Regions from separate parts of the Mus musculus genome. Here region 1 is linked to region 2. A link is a contact called in ENCODE Hi-C data. All regions are on one chromosome and are shown on one strand. The core of a region is the stretch at or near the end of the contact, and the rest is flanking DNA. Distances in the headings are between cores, read along the strand shown.

Region 1 (6,856 bases), core at 2,728-5,227, 220 kb before region 2:
AACCCGCCGATGACTCATCCGGTACAATGCAGTATATTTGTCAAGGAGACTGAATCATATATGGGGGAAACTACTGCTCAGCAGCCAGCTGGTTCGCAGGTCAGCCTGAGAGGATCCATTTTTATCGGAAGCTTTATCGTAGCGATGATGCTAACGGGCAGCCCTTGGACTCCACAATGTAGAGGAAATGGCATCTCCGGGCAGGTACGTGCCGGCTCTTTGCTTGGGTTGTAGTTTCTCCTTGTTCTCCTCTCTGCTGAACCTGTCCAGTGTTTGCGTGTAACATTCTTTTGGGAGAAACATTATCCTCAGGACCTGTGTGGGGTGTGTGTGTGTGTGTGTGTATGTGTGTATGTGTGTGTGTTTGTGTGTTCACCCACATGCAAAGACAGGTAACCACTGATCTTCTATCGAATAGGTTTTCTTCACTCATCGCCCTCTCTGAATCTCCCTAGAGATTCACATCAAAATGGCTTTAACCCATTATTTTATATTAATAAGTTTTAAGGATGCTGCTTGGAAACAGAAGGACAACAGACCTTCTAGGGGGGTAGCTAAGGGTGTTATCTGGTGTCAACAGTCTAATATGAATATCTTTCAGTATCCGTACCGTCTACCCAGCCCCCCCCCCCTTTGTGTGGCTTAATCCAAGAAAGCTTTATTCCCCTCCTCAGCTGATATGTTTATTTTTTGCCGATCACAATTTGCTTGAATCAGAGCATCAACTTTTCCAAGGTAGAAGAAAAGGGAGTGGGGACTTGATAGCAACATTTAATTATAGCTTCCACATGACCTGAAGGATCATTCCACATAATTGGGAGGCTGTGGCTGCCTGTCTAACCTTCTCTCTTTTCTTCACTCACTAAATTTAAACAATGCCTGGCTAGTGGAGGCACATGCCTTGTTTATTTGAGTATATTAAACATTCCTATGTGTGTTGACAGACTGTTCAGCGTCTCCTCATATTTTTAAAGGACACTTTTTAAATCCTTCTTGTCCGGGACAGATGCTCTAGTTAAGTTTATATCTGTGCTATGTCTGCCTTGCTGGACGGGCTCTCCGCCTGGGGTCAGGACCTGTACTACCGCTGGCTGCCCATACATTTGCCTGAGATGAAACACTGACTACACAGTCCCCTCTGTGGTGTAAATCCTGCGGTCCCTTAGAGAGAACATCTACAGATCTGGAATTACCAAGCTAGCGAGCAAGGCGGGCTTCGTTCCTGTTTATTTATCATAGAGCCTATAGTAAAGCCTTGGTTTTCTTCAGGTGTATGAATTTTAAACTCCTGGTAAACAGATTTATTTCATTTATTGGTTTCAGCACATTTAGAAAACTTGGAAGGAGTTTGCTCAGTATGTTCTGTTTGTAGATTATAGTGTGCTTTTTTTTTCTTTTCTTTCTTTAAAAAAAAAAAAAAAAAAGAATGGCCAGCTTGTTTTTCAAGACAAACCACCTTTAAATTTCATTAATTTTACATTCTATAAATGAAAGCCACCTGTTATGCCGTAACTTGCTAATTTTGGTCAAGGATGATAATGAGGAAGAATAGTGTTTGGAGTATGTTGGGGTCTGGCTAAGAATTCCCTGCCCACATCTGTAGCGTTTATTTTTGTGTGCATATGTGCATATATGTATATATAGTACACATTCAATAACAGCACTTGCTGATATTAAAAATATTTCAGATCCAAAATGAGAGCCTTTTTCCTTCTCATTAAGATTGTGTTTCAAGGTCAGGAAAGCTTTGAGCATGTTGACTTGACTAGAATACATAGTTTTGGATATATGTATGTATATGAGCTCCCCCAGAGTTTTGGTTAAAAACACTCAGTTTGTGGTTCACTTTGTCAAAACTTCATCAAGCATAATGGCTCATGCCTGTAATTTCAGCACTCAGGAAGCCGAAGTAGGATTATTGTAAATTCTAGGCCAGCCTGGACTACAGTATAAGATCTTGTCTCTTAGAAAACATAAAAACAGGGCTGGAGAGATGGCCCAGTGGTTAAGAGCACTGGCTGCTCTTCCAGAGGCTCTGAGTTCAATTCCCAGCAACCACATAGTGGCTGACAACCATCTGCAGTGGGATCCAATGCACTCTTCTGGTGTGTCTGAAGACAGCTACAGTGTAATCATAATAAATAAATCTTAAAAAAAAAAAAAAAAGAGCCGGGCGTGGTGGTACACGCCTTTAATCCCGGCACTCAGGAGGCAGAGGCAGGCGGATTTCTGAGTTCGAGGCCAGCCTGGTCTACAAAGTGAGTTCCAGGACAGCCAGGGCTATACAGAGAAACCCTGTCTCGAAAAACCAAAACAAACAAACAAACAAACAAACAAAACAAAACCAGAAAAGACAGAGTTAGGCAGATCTCTGTGAATTCATGGTCAGCCTGGTCTACCTAGCAAGTTCCAGGCCACCAAGGCTAAATCTCTTGATTGGTTGGTATTTTCTATGAAAATATCCTGTTTTCCCGATCTTTGTCTCCTTAGGACTAGCCCAGGTGAGGACCAGTTCTTCCAGATCTCGGAGCTTTGTACATGAGCTGTGGCTGCTGCTCCCAGGGTGACCGTTGATGATGAACACCGTGAACCGTCAGCCCAGGGTGACCATAGATAGTCTTTAGAGTTCTTTCTCTTCTACCACTGCTACTAAAGGTCTTATTCTTCAGCTTAGAAGTAGTCAGTGGATATTGATTGAACTTGAGGCCTTTGATGTGCGAGGCATGGGCTAGGCACTCACATGTGTATGCACTTGGACCCAGGCCCAGCCCTCTTTTAACTTTGGTTGCTGAAAGAATGCTCTACTCCAAAATCCAGCTGATGGTGGTTTTGATAACCACGCTTTCTGAACCCAGCCAAGTGACGTAACCGTAGACAAAAGACGTGCTTTTCCGCTCTGTGTCTTGGGAGGTGTCAGTCATGGAGTTCATTCATCCTAAGAGACCATAGTGTCCATGGTATCTTAGTGGAACAGACAGCTTCCCAGTTTTTAGCTGTTTGGAAGACTCCTCTTTTTAGGATCTATTACAGCTATATGAATTCAGTAACTATTTCATAAAAACAAGCTAATTTAAAATCACTATAGACCAGCTGCCAACATTTAAAAATACTCACGTGCTTTTGAGAGTCCTGTTTCTGGAGTCTGCAGCCTGCTCCTGCTGTTCACATGTATGAGAGTGTGTGCTGAGAACATGGCTGGCTCCCACCAGAGGCTTTACCCGTGCATTGCCTGTGTCACACTTGTCCAATGTCTGGAGCACACACGAATTTTTGTCATTATTTGGAAATTGTAGGTTTTCTGTTTAGCTCAGAGAAGCCAGAGACAAGCATAGAGTAAATTTCTTAAGCCACAAGCCTCCCTCTGAAGTATAAACGGATACGTGCCCTCTCTTATCTAGCTACTGTGGACTGTTCCTTTTGCTGGGCATTAGCTTGCTGGCAGTTCAGTGCGTTAACACCTAGAGTGCCTTGGCGTTGAAAGTGGGGCAGCCAGGGGAGCCATGCACATGAGTTGAGTTGTAAGTACCATTTCCTTGTGGCTCATGAGAACCATAGAGAAAGCCAATACTTCAGAAGGAGGCTGGCACCTCAGTTCTCTTTTGAAAGCTTTTGACTTGGATTGTAAGTGGACCCTTCCTCGCTATGCCTTCTGGGAGTGGTGCTGGGATTCGGCTGTTCTTGCTGTCTTCTGAGGTCATTATGGGAGAAATCTCAGTGAGATGCTGTATTTAGATTCCAATCAAGAGGTAAATCATGCAATTGTAAAGAATGGAAACACTCTCTCTGCCCCTCTCTGTGCTTCCTACCACCCCCCTGCTCTTGTCCTCCTCTCCCTCCTCCCCTTTTCTCTCCCTCCCTTTCTTCCCCTCTTCCTCTCCTCATTTATAAACACTTGCTTCCTCGGTTGCCTGCCTGCCATTGCTCTGGCCCCCTGGGCCCTGCTGCTTGACTGGGGCTCTTGAATTCCATCCGCTGAGCACAGCAGCATGTGTCACAGGCTGCTCAGGGAGGGTGAGGAGCAAAGTTAGTGTCTGTGGGTGGGCATGTGTTCTCATCACATCGCCGGAGAGCTGCAGTGTGCAGAATCTGGCAGGAACTTGTTCCAAAGGGGGGGGGAAATCAAGCCAGTCCCTTTTTTTCCTGCCTTGAGTAATATTAAAAACATGGCTAACTCCCATGGAGAAGAAATGGAAGTGTTAGAAAACTCTTGTAATTGTTTTTAGTAATCTTCAAAACTGAGATCAGAAGAAATAAAAAGGGTCTAATCATAAAAATATCCCGGTGTGTGTGTGTGTGTGTGTGTGTGTGTGTGTGTGTGTGTGTTGCATTGTATATAGACTGTTCAGTGTTCAGAGGCTCAGTATTTAAGAGCACCACCTGCTTTTGCTGATGACCCAGGTTTGGTTCCCAGCACCCACATGGAGACTCACAACCTTCAGTAACTCCAGTGCCAGGGAATTTGTGGACACACATGTGATATGCATGCGATTTACCCATAAAGATAAGTTAGCCTTCCTTTTTTTTCTTTTTAGAATGTTGTCTCAGAGTTTGGGGGTACACTGTTCTATTTAACTCGTCTGATGTTTTGAGATGATATTATAAGAAACGCCATTTTCTGTCAGTAAAGCCAGTACTTAAGAGGTTTGAGCTGTGTGTGACCTGCCTTGCACGCAGAAGAGCAGAGTAACGGGCCTTAAGCATTGGAAGCAGCGCCTGGAGAGGGTCCTGCGCATGCGCCGACTGTTACCTTTTGTCAGTGGTGATGCTCACTCCTTCAGGCTTTGGGAGTGTTCCTGCATGCAACCCAGACTTCCTGAACCCAGTTCAAGTGGCTCCCTTACTTCTCAAGGTACCCCCTTCTCATGTGGCAGAAACCAGGATACAGGGCCAGTGAGAGGGCTCAGCAAATCAAGACGCTTGTCATTAAGCCTGAGGATGGATTCGTGGGGGTTGCCCTTTGACCTCCACATCTGCACTGTGACATAACACCCCTCCCCCATGCACACAAATCAGTGGTTTTTTTCACCCCAATATTTTTTAGCAACTGCTTAGTGTATGCTAAAGTGACACTGATTCTGTGCATTCTAGATCTCTAGAACATTTCACCTTGCAAAACCGAAACTCCAGGCACGGTGGTTGACTCTCTTCCCCGGCCCAGGACAGCCACCATACTACTCTGTTTCCATGGCTTTTAGATAATAATATAAATAGAATGGATGGTGCAATGACTTCTCCTCCTCCTCCTCCTTCTTTTTTAAGACACAGGGTTTCCCTGTGTAGCCCTGGAACTCACTGTAGACCAGGCTGGCTTCGAACTCAGAGTCTACCTGCCTCTGCCTCCCGAGTGCTGGGATTAAAGGCTTGTGCCAACACTTCCACACAGCTTGTCCCCCCCCCCTTTTTTTTTGGACTGGGTTCTTTTGCTTAGCTTTCTCAAAACTCATCCCATTGTCGACTCCACTGTTTATTAAGGCTGAGCGATGACCCATTGTGTATTGTTTAACCAGTCCTCTCTGGATGAATGAATTTAGATTATTGCCACCTTTTGGCTTATTGTGAATACTGAAGTGAAAATATGTTTGAAAGTCTTTTGAGGTGGAATTGCCTTTTAATAAAGGCTAAGGTTGATTGTATGCAAAGGCAAGGAGATGTGCCTCTGAGCATCCTGTTATGTTTAATCTAGTCTTTGCTTAGGCTTAAAGAACTCCCTTCCAGACCTGCTCACTGGAGGAAGTTGCCAGAGGCGAGGTGGTTTATTTGTGGTGCCTTGGGAATTGCAACTGTCCCAGAGAACCAGGATGAAGGCCAGAGTAGATGGCTCTTAATAAGTTAGTAACTCATGGCCTGAGTTTGTGTCTGCAGCCCAAATGGTAGAAAGGAAGAGCTAACTACCGGCAGCCCCGACCTCTGTACGTCCTCACAGTCACACCCACAGGTAGATTTGAATAGCCAAATTTAATCTTTAGAAAGGGGAAGGGTGAGAAGGAGGCAGATGTCGACACTGCCATAGAATACAGAGCTGGGTGTTGACTGGCCTTATGTTAGAGACCTTTTATTCTTTCCTTGGTACTAGTGTTGCTCACAATGATGGCTTTATTATGTTGACTTCAGGTCAATCTCTGTGAGTTCAAGGTTAGCCTGGTGTACATATGGGAGTCTCAAGCCAACCCAGAATATACAGTGAAACTGCCTTTAAAAAAAAAAAAAAAAGAAGACTGAAGAGATGATGGCTCAGCGGTTAAGAGCACTGACTTCTCTTCCAGAGACCCTGAGTTCAATTCCCAGCAACCACATGGTGGCTCACAACCATCTGTAATGGGATCTGATACCCTCTTATGGCTTGTCTGAAGATAGCTACAGTGTACTCATATACATAAAATAAAAAATAAATCTAAAAAAAAACGAGGGGAGGCTGAATAGGTGGCTCGGTGCTTCCAGAGAACCTAGTTTCAATTCCCAGTACCCATGTGACAGCTCACAACTGTATGCAACTCCAAGATCTGATACCTTCATACAAATACATGTAGGCAAAACACCAGTGCACATTAAAAACAAGAAAAAACTCCTCCTATGCTAGTTACAGCCTTTTATCAGCACATGTAGCGTATTCAGTTTATTCTAAAAACATTCCATGCTCTGCGTGTGTGTGTGTGTGTGTGTGTGTGTGTGTGTGTGTGTGTGTGTGTACTCGCATGTGCGGCGCATGCACATTCTAGGCAAACACCCTGCCACTGAGCCCATTTTCTTCCATTTTCAAAAGACTTCAATAGGACTCCCTTACCCTGGGAGTTTTATGATTGCGTAGTAACTCCATGCTGAGTGAAGGAGCTGGGCCTGTGGTGTTGTCATGGGTCTT
Region 2 (7,658 bases), core at 5,055-7,554:
AACGGTGACAGCTTTGTTCCAAGAGGTATCCTGGCAGTCAGGAGCCAAGGAATACTACAAAGTCACAACATACAGCAAAGCTCACATAATGCATTTGTTGAGAGGGACAAACCCTGGAGTGTGGCTGCCTCTGTTGGGGAAGGGGAGGAGAAAAGCAGCAGCAGGGAGCTGAGCAGAAGACAGGGCCTCACTAGGGCTCCTTGGGAGGGCTGTGTGTGCAACTGGGGACAGTTTTGTGGTTTTAGGATCAAGCTTAGGGATTGGTGGGATTTTTGTGCTCAGGGATTGGTGAGATTCTGGGTCTTGACCCTGGCTTGGGCTTGGTGTCAAGTCAGGGTTAAGGTGTTTTTCCTATTACCCTGGTCCTTTTTTTTTTTTTTTTTTTTTTTTTTTAAAAGATATATTTATTTATTACACTGTAGCTGTCTTCAGACACTCCAGAAGAGGGCATCAGATCTCATTACAGATGGTTGTGAGCCACCATGTGGTTGCTGGGATTTGAACTCGGGCCTTCTGGAAGAGCAGTGCTCTTGACCGCTGAGTGTCTCTCCAGCCCTACCCTGGTTCTTTTACCCTACACCTATTGTTGGCAGCTTATAACTCTAGCTCCAGGGAGCCATCACCCTCTTCTGGCCTCAGCAGCACCTGCACACATGAATCATATACTCACAAACACATTCAGAAAATTAAAAAGAAAAACATTAATAATTGCTTGGTTTCAGACCCCAGGACAAGGGGCTGAGGTACATATTTTTACATACCAAAGCAGACCTGGCCTCTAGGTTCTCTCAGCATCCCTGAGTCCCTACCTAGCATACCTGCCCTCAACCTTGAACTTTCCAGCCCAGGGCTGGGCTGCCCTTCCCTCAGAGGCTCCTCCCTATCCCTATATAACACAGATATTTTGGTCTCTTCTCTCTTCCTCTTTCTCTATCCCTCCTTCTCTCTTTGCACATGTGTTCTTTCTTTCTTTCTTTTTCCCCTTTCCTCTCTCTCTTCCCATGGTGACTTACCTGGCCCGCTTCCTTGGTGGGCTGAGAACTCACCTGAGAGCAGCTTTCCAATAAACCTGCATTTAATATAATCTAATCTGGCTTGTATTGGCTCATTTCACTGACAGAGAAATAATTTATCAGTAGTAGTAGTAGTAGTAGTAGTAGTAGTAGTAGTAGTAGTAGTGTTTGTTTTTCCTCTAAATAAAGCTGGATGAACAAACTCATTTGGCCCAGTTAAATGGGCCAACTCTAGTTCCACAGTCTTTCCCAAGACCATCGCTTAGCTTTAAAGCATTTCCTGCCTCATGTTGCCTGGAAGGTGAGTTCCAAAGCCCAAGTCTAGCTTTGTTCCCCTTTGACAGATTTCTATTTTGGCAGGCTTTCTCTGGGGGGTATGTGAGGGGCATTGAGCAGGGCCTTGCACAAGCTAGTAAGAGCTTTCTCTCCCATTGAGTCTCATCTCTAGCACCCAGGGTGTGCGTGTGTGCATGTGTGCATGTGTGGAATCCACAGCAGCCAGCTCGGTCTGTCCTCACAGCACAGAGCCTTCCTTCTCTACTCCATTTCGTTCTGTTCTCTCACTTTGCTGGGGCCTTGCACCCTGTTGGCAGGTGAGCTGGATATTTTTGTTATTTTTAGCTCTACCCTTCCCTGCAAACTGGCAGATTTCATCTCCTTTAGGAATCTTTCCTCCTCTCTGTTCCTGGTAGATTCCTCTGGACTGGACAGACATGCTCTTACCATAGGCGTCTCTTTAACAGTTCCACAGTTAGCTCTGCACCTCACACTCCTCTGAGTGCTGCTCTGCTTGTCGCTGACTAGTCTAAGCTTCGCAGTAGGCAGGGGCTCCTCATGACCTCACCTAAGCCCAGGCATCTCTTATCTTAGCTCCTCAAGAACTTGGACTAGTAATCTTTAACTCAATGGGCACGTTCCAAGTTAAGTGGCTTCTTCTCTCCAATTTCTGCTGATCAAAATTTCACTCTTTTTTCTTTCTTCTGACCTTGTTCATACCAGTGATCTAGCTGAAAATACCAAAACCATTTTCCTCTATAACTTCACGTAGTTCTTACCATTTTCTAAATGCCTGATTTATAATTGACAACTGAGCTATATTACAAGAATTTTCTCCTGTTGGGAAATGTCCACCCCGCTCCCTTGCTAAGATCCCAAGGACAAGGAGCTCAATCCTATACTGGACGTACACACTGAGCATAGGGGTGGTTACTGACAGGAAGGTAGATACAAAGCTGCACTGCAAAGTCTTTACCTAGCAGGGATGGTGACTCCCCACTAGCCACATGGATGGAGCCCCCTACCTTAGTCTTCACATACACTTTAGGCCCTCCCTGAGATCACCAGGCAACATGCAATTAGGGCAAAATTTCATACAAGTAGGTGGAGAGTGTCTGGATACTGGACACTTAGGCTGGAGTCCCATGGCCCTTCCACCCCTTCCATTCATGAAGGAAGGTCAGACAATGGAGAAGTCCAGTTGGGATGACCTTTTGCAAACAGGCATAGCTGAAGCATAGAGATGGCTGCTGGTTTGCTCTGAGGGTAGTGCTATGCAGTAGCATACAATTTATATATAAGTAAATTACAACTTTAGTTTTTAATGAAATCTTGTTGTGGTTATTGTTGTGGTGGTGTGTGTGTGCATATGTATATATCACAGCACACCTGTGGCAGCCAGAGGTCAACTCTGAGGAGCCAAATCTCTCTTTCCACGTTTAGATGGTTTGGGGAACAAACTCAGTTTGCCAGGCTTTCATGCCAAGTGCCATGAGCCATCTTGCTGGTCCTAATTTATTTATTTATTTTTTTAAATGTATAGGACTGTGAGTTCTTTTGGCGATGTTGGGACTCAAACCCAAGTGACCTGGGCTTTGACAAGTGTGTATAGTTATATAACTAGCCATCATTACAATGAAGATACAGGCTATTTCCATCAAATCAAAAGCATGCATCCTTTGTGTCTCTTTTCAGAGAATCCCTCCTATCCTTCATTCCTAGCAGTCTCTAAAGGCCACACCCTTTAAGTGTCTTTTTGCACTTTCCCCTAAGGGCCTCACCTGTATTCTCAGGACTTTCTAACTGAATTGTAATCTCCTTAAAGACAAAGAGCTGCAATCTTCAATTTAATATTATTTAAGCATACATTTCAAGTGCAGCCAGGCATGGTAGGGTGTGCTTGGAATCACAGAACAGGGAGCTGAGGGGAGTTCAAAGCCATCCTCAACTACACAGTGAATTTGAGGCCAGCCTGAGTTCCATTCCATGAGAACCTATCTCAAAATAGCAAAACAAACCCACCCTGCTCCCCGAAAACCCAGATCAAGGTCCACATACAGTTACTAAGTACTGTGTCATGTATATCTGAAAAAGAGTGGGAATGAGGGAGAAAAAAGAGAAAAAAGAAGGGAAAACCCAGAAGGGCTGCAGAGAGATCAGAAGGTAGAGGTGCTTGTTGCCTGGTATTCTGAGCTAAATCTCAGGATCCATTTGCTGAGACAATCAAGTCCTGGAACTTGTTCTCTGTCCTCACATGTATGCTCTGACACGTACCCCCCAACACCTACACATCTCTGCCCTGGAATGTGTCCCTTGACATGTACTGCCCATGAGAAGGAATCTTTTTTTTTTTTTTTTTTTAAATATTTATTTATTATATGTAAGCACACTGTAGCTGTCTTCAGACACTCCAGAAGAGGGCATCAGATTTTTGTTATGGATGGTTGTGAGCCACCATGTGGTTGCTGGGATTTGAACTCAGGACCTTTGGAAGAGCAGTCGGCGCTCTTAACCACTGAGCCATCTCACCAGCCCGAGAAGGAATCTTAATCTCAATAACACCCTTGATGCAGTAGGGGTGTAGGAAGCGGGCACTCATTACTCCACAGTCACGACAGCCGCTCATTTATTTTCTTACTGTAGCACAGTAACTAAGATATGAATTTTTCTGTCCTCCACATACACAGGTACAGTCAGGCTTTGGGGTGTCAAGGAAGAACTGTTACATATACTTCACATTGTTCTGTTTGTCAGCTAGGTTAAAGGTTACTAGAAGATAATTTGTTGGGAAATGAAATAGTCAATGAAAGTGGAGCAAATTTATCTCCAAAGAGACAGAGATTTAAAAAATGGAGTTTTGGTGGTAGTATCTGTATGTATGGGGGTAGTGCACTCCATAGTGTTTTTCTTTCTGAGTGTCTGCTTTCTTCCTTAATCTTTATGTTTAAGTCTATATTAAAATATCAGTAATAAAACCCCAGCTAGGGCTGGAGAGATGGCTTCTCTGGTAAGGACACTTTTTGTTCTTGCTGAGGACCTGTTTTCAGTTCCCAGAACCCAGCATAACCAACTATAACTCACGTTTCAGAGTATCAAATGCCCTATTCTGGGCTTTGAGGCCAAGAGGCACATGCATGGCACACCACACACACACATACACACACAGGCAAGAGACACTCATACATAAAATTAAATGACAGATTTGGGGTGGGTGTTGGGACAGAGGTTCACTATGTAGCTCTGTTCTGGAACTTGCTATGTAGACCAGGCTGGTTTCAAACTCACAGAGAAGCACCCATCTCTGCCTCCTGAGGGCTGGGGTCAAAGGCATGCTATGTCTGGCTTACATGATAAATCCTAAGACAAAACAAAACAACAATAACAACAAAATTTTTGCTTGAAAAATTGAGTTTAGGACACTTCAGAGTTTTTATTCTGTGAAATGATAAGAGGAAGTATGGTGGGCTTTAGGGTCCAGGGCTGTAAACCTCCATCTAGGGTCATTTCAGAAGTTAGTATGGAAAAGAACCCAGGAGGCAGAGGCCAGGGAAACACTGAGTTCGAGGCCAGCCTGGTCTACAGAGGGAGTTCCAGGACAGCTAGGGCTACACAGAGAAACTCTGCCTCAGAAAACCAAAAACCAAAACCCAGACAATAACAAGAAAACTCCCAAAACTATGTATGTGTGGTCTGATGAGGCTGTCAGGACACACGGAGGAACGCCAGAGGGATGTGTAAATATGTTCTGAGTATATGGTTAGTCATGAGAACAGCCTCTTTTGCATATTTTGATGTCACAGAAATTCAGAAATTAAAAGTAAATCTACAGTTGGCCCCAGGAGATAATATTCTTGCTTAGAACAAGTTGGAAGATAAACTTTGGTCAGTGTATTATACTATGCCCTTTGTAATAAATAACGCAAGATAATGCGTTAAAGTTTAGCGGAGATTTAAATTCCTGAGCTGATTAAAGTTGACACCATTAGGTCTAAAAAAATGTATTAATATTAGTTCTGGAGTCCGTACTGAAGAGTTTCATGGCTTAAAAAAAAATACTTATTACTGCCCAGTTGTGCAGACGGACACAGAATTAGTACTAATAAAAAACAAAGAGCAGCAAAAGCAACTGCAACCCCCCCCCCTCAAAAAAAACAAAAACAAAACTTAACAACCCAACCCAACCCAACCCTATCCCGGAAAACAATTCAACTTTTAAGTCTAGGCCTCAAGTAGGAGGAGAAGACTGGTTAAGGCTGACTTTAGCCTGTGTCTCAACAGCACAATGTTAAAGGTTGGAGGTCGAGATGGAGGAGCAGTTTCAGACAGGGAAATCTGGCTGTGTGAGCAGAAGAGAGACTAGAACAGGGTCCATTTGCAGCTATTGCAACATCAAGTTGCTAGAGTAAAACGGTAAAAAAAAAAAAAAAAAAATTAGAGAAGGAGTCGGGTGAGTGAGAAAGCGCAAGGTCTACAGAGGCCGCTTGAGTTTCCTGCTGTCCTTAGAGCAGCCTCAGACCCTGATGGTGATGGCCCCTGTGGTCTTGCCTGAGCAGAGCTCGTCAAGCTGTCTCCACCCCTCCTCACTGTCCCAGGCTTCCTGGGAGCCCCCTCCCCCTCTGCTGCGGCACCGCCCTCCGCCGAGTTCCTTCCTCCTCCCCTCCCGATGGGGCACCGACTCGCCCTGCTGCCACGTCTCACTGATGACATCAACACAGCCCGGTCGGCCTTAGCCAATCCGCTAGGGGGAGTCCGAGCGAAGTCCTAGCCAGCAGGCCAGCGGGGAGGGGAGCAGGAAGGGCGGGGTGTGGGGGTGAGGGAATCGGGACGGGGCGGGCTACAAGCTCGAAAGTGCGCATGCGTTCAGGGCGCGGGGCCTAGTGGGAAGCTGAGTGCAGACAGCCCTCGGCCCGGTCGGGCTGCCCAGCGCGCGGTGTGCTCATGACTCTCTTTCCCAGCGTGCCCCGCGACGCTGCCGCCCTCTGGGCCGCGCCAGGCCCCTTGGCCTAGGCTTCCCCAGTTCCTGGTTCGCCGGCGGCCATTTTGGGTGGAAGCGATCACTGAGTGGCGGCGGCTGCTGATTGTGTTCTAAGGGTCGGAGTGGGGTCGACGTTTGCTCTACCGGAACAGCTTAGCTCATTCCTCCCTTTCCATTACCTGTGGCGCGGAGAGTTGGGGCGGCGGCTGCGTCAGCAAGGGCGGTGGTGGCGGCGGCGGCGGCGGCAGCTGCAGTGACATGTCCAGCATGAATCCCGAATAGTGAGTGCAGGAGAGCCGGGGCGGGCCGGGGTGAGAGCGGCCGGCCGGGGGTGAGGGCCGCCGGGAGGTTCGCTGCGCAGCGCCGGGAAGGTCGGCCGGGCGAAGGAGACGGAGCAGCCTGAGGGCCCCATTGTCTGAAGGCCGAGGGCCGCAGCGCAGCGGGGAGGGGTCGGGCCTGCGGGCCGGGTCCCGACCGCAGCCGGCGGGGAGCTAGGTGCCGCGGCTGGGCGTTGGGGAGAGGGCCTCGGACAGTAGCCAGGAGGGGCGCGTCTCTGGAGGCAGTGACGGCTGGAGGAGGACTTGGTTTTAAGGGGAGGTAGGTGGGAGAGCTCTGCTAGAGGGCACTGTCAGACCCTGCGCCGGCTCTGCGGAGCTGTCAGCGTCGGCTTTACTTGTAAATCCCGAGCTTGTTAGAGCTCTCTCCCTGTTGGGTTTTAGGTAATATGGATGCTTCTTGGGACTGCGTGGGCTTGAGGGGGATGAGGAGATGGTGAGGAGCTATTTATAATGTTTAGTTTTCTTTTGGGCTTGTCTCCTGGGAGAGTTCTGTGAGACTTGTGAGACGTGACCCTTACAAAATCCTGGACATTTGTGAAATTTTTGGTTTAGGGGAGACATGAGTCTCCCAGTCACCTTTTGTCTCCAGTAGGTTAAGAAGAAGAAAAAGAAGAACAAAACTGAACTAAAAATAAACTAGAAATGTCTTCCTGGTACCACCAAGTTAAAGTACAAGTTTGCAGACAGTTTTGAAAAGAAACTAATGGGGCCTTTGATGATAGAGTTGTATGTAGGTTTTAGATTACCTGCTTGAATGCCTGTAGATAGGAAATGAGGTTCCATGACGTGTCATGAAAAGTTAATGCATTCCTTTTTCTTGCTTACTCAAGAAGTCACTGTAGCAGATGTGACACACCTGGCACCTTTCATGGGAACTGCGCTTCTCCTTTCTTGGATAGACATTGTTAGGCTCTCTCTTTGAACCCAAAATTCTCCTATGGTTTCCATATATGAAAATAACTTTAAGAGATGCCATTTTTATTATACTTTAGTGTCAGAAATCTTTAAGGGAGAGGGATTTTTGTTGGTTTTTAATAAGAGAAATCACTATTGCCG

The links. Hi-C counts contacts between places; a loop is a spot of excess contacts on that map.
Region 1: a map of gastrocnemius shows a loop between it and region 2 (2.6-fold over the local background). The contact joins the enhancer-like site here to the promoter of Rab1a in region 2. A Hi-C loop is called at or near these places in 1 of 37 maps with a recorded cell type or tissue (gastrocnemius).

What each region holds. Positions count from the first base shown.
Region 1 is chr11:19,979,499-19,986,354 of GRCm38, forward strand. The region is part of intron 1 of Spred2 (sprouty-related EVH1 domain containing 2); the gene reads left to right. Among named protein-coding and RNA genes, the nearest start is that of Gm39603, 54 kb to the right of the region's middle. Within about 2 kb of position 3,978, at least 3 of the 3 ENCODE cell types and tissues checked have a DNase peak (open chromatin) inside an H3K27ac peak, as active enhancers do; they include gastrocnemius, where a contact is called at or near this core.
Region 2 is chr11:20,195,108-20,202,765 of GRCm38, forward strand. Rab1a (RAB1A, member RAS oncogene family) reads left to right here and starts at 6,305. Exons shown (of 6, transcript NM_008996.4): 1 at 6,305-6,545. The coding sequence starts at 6,523.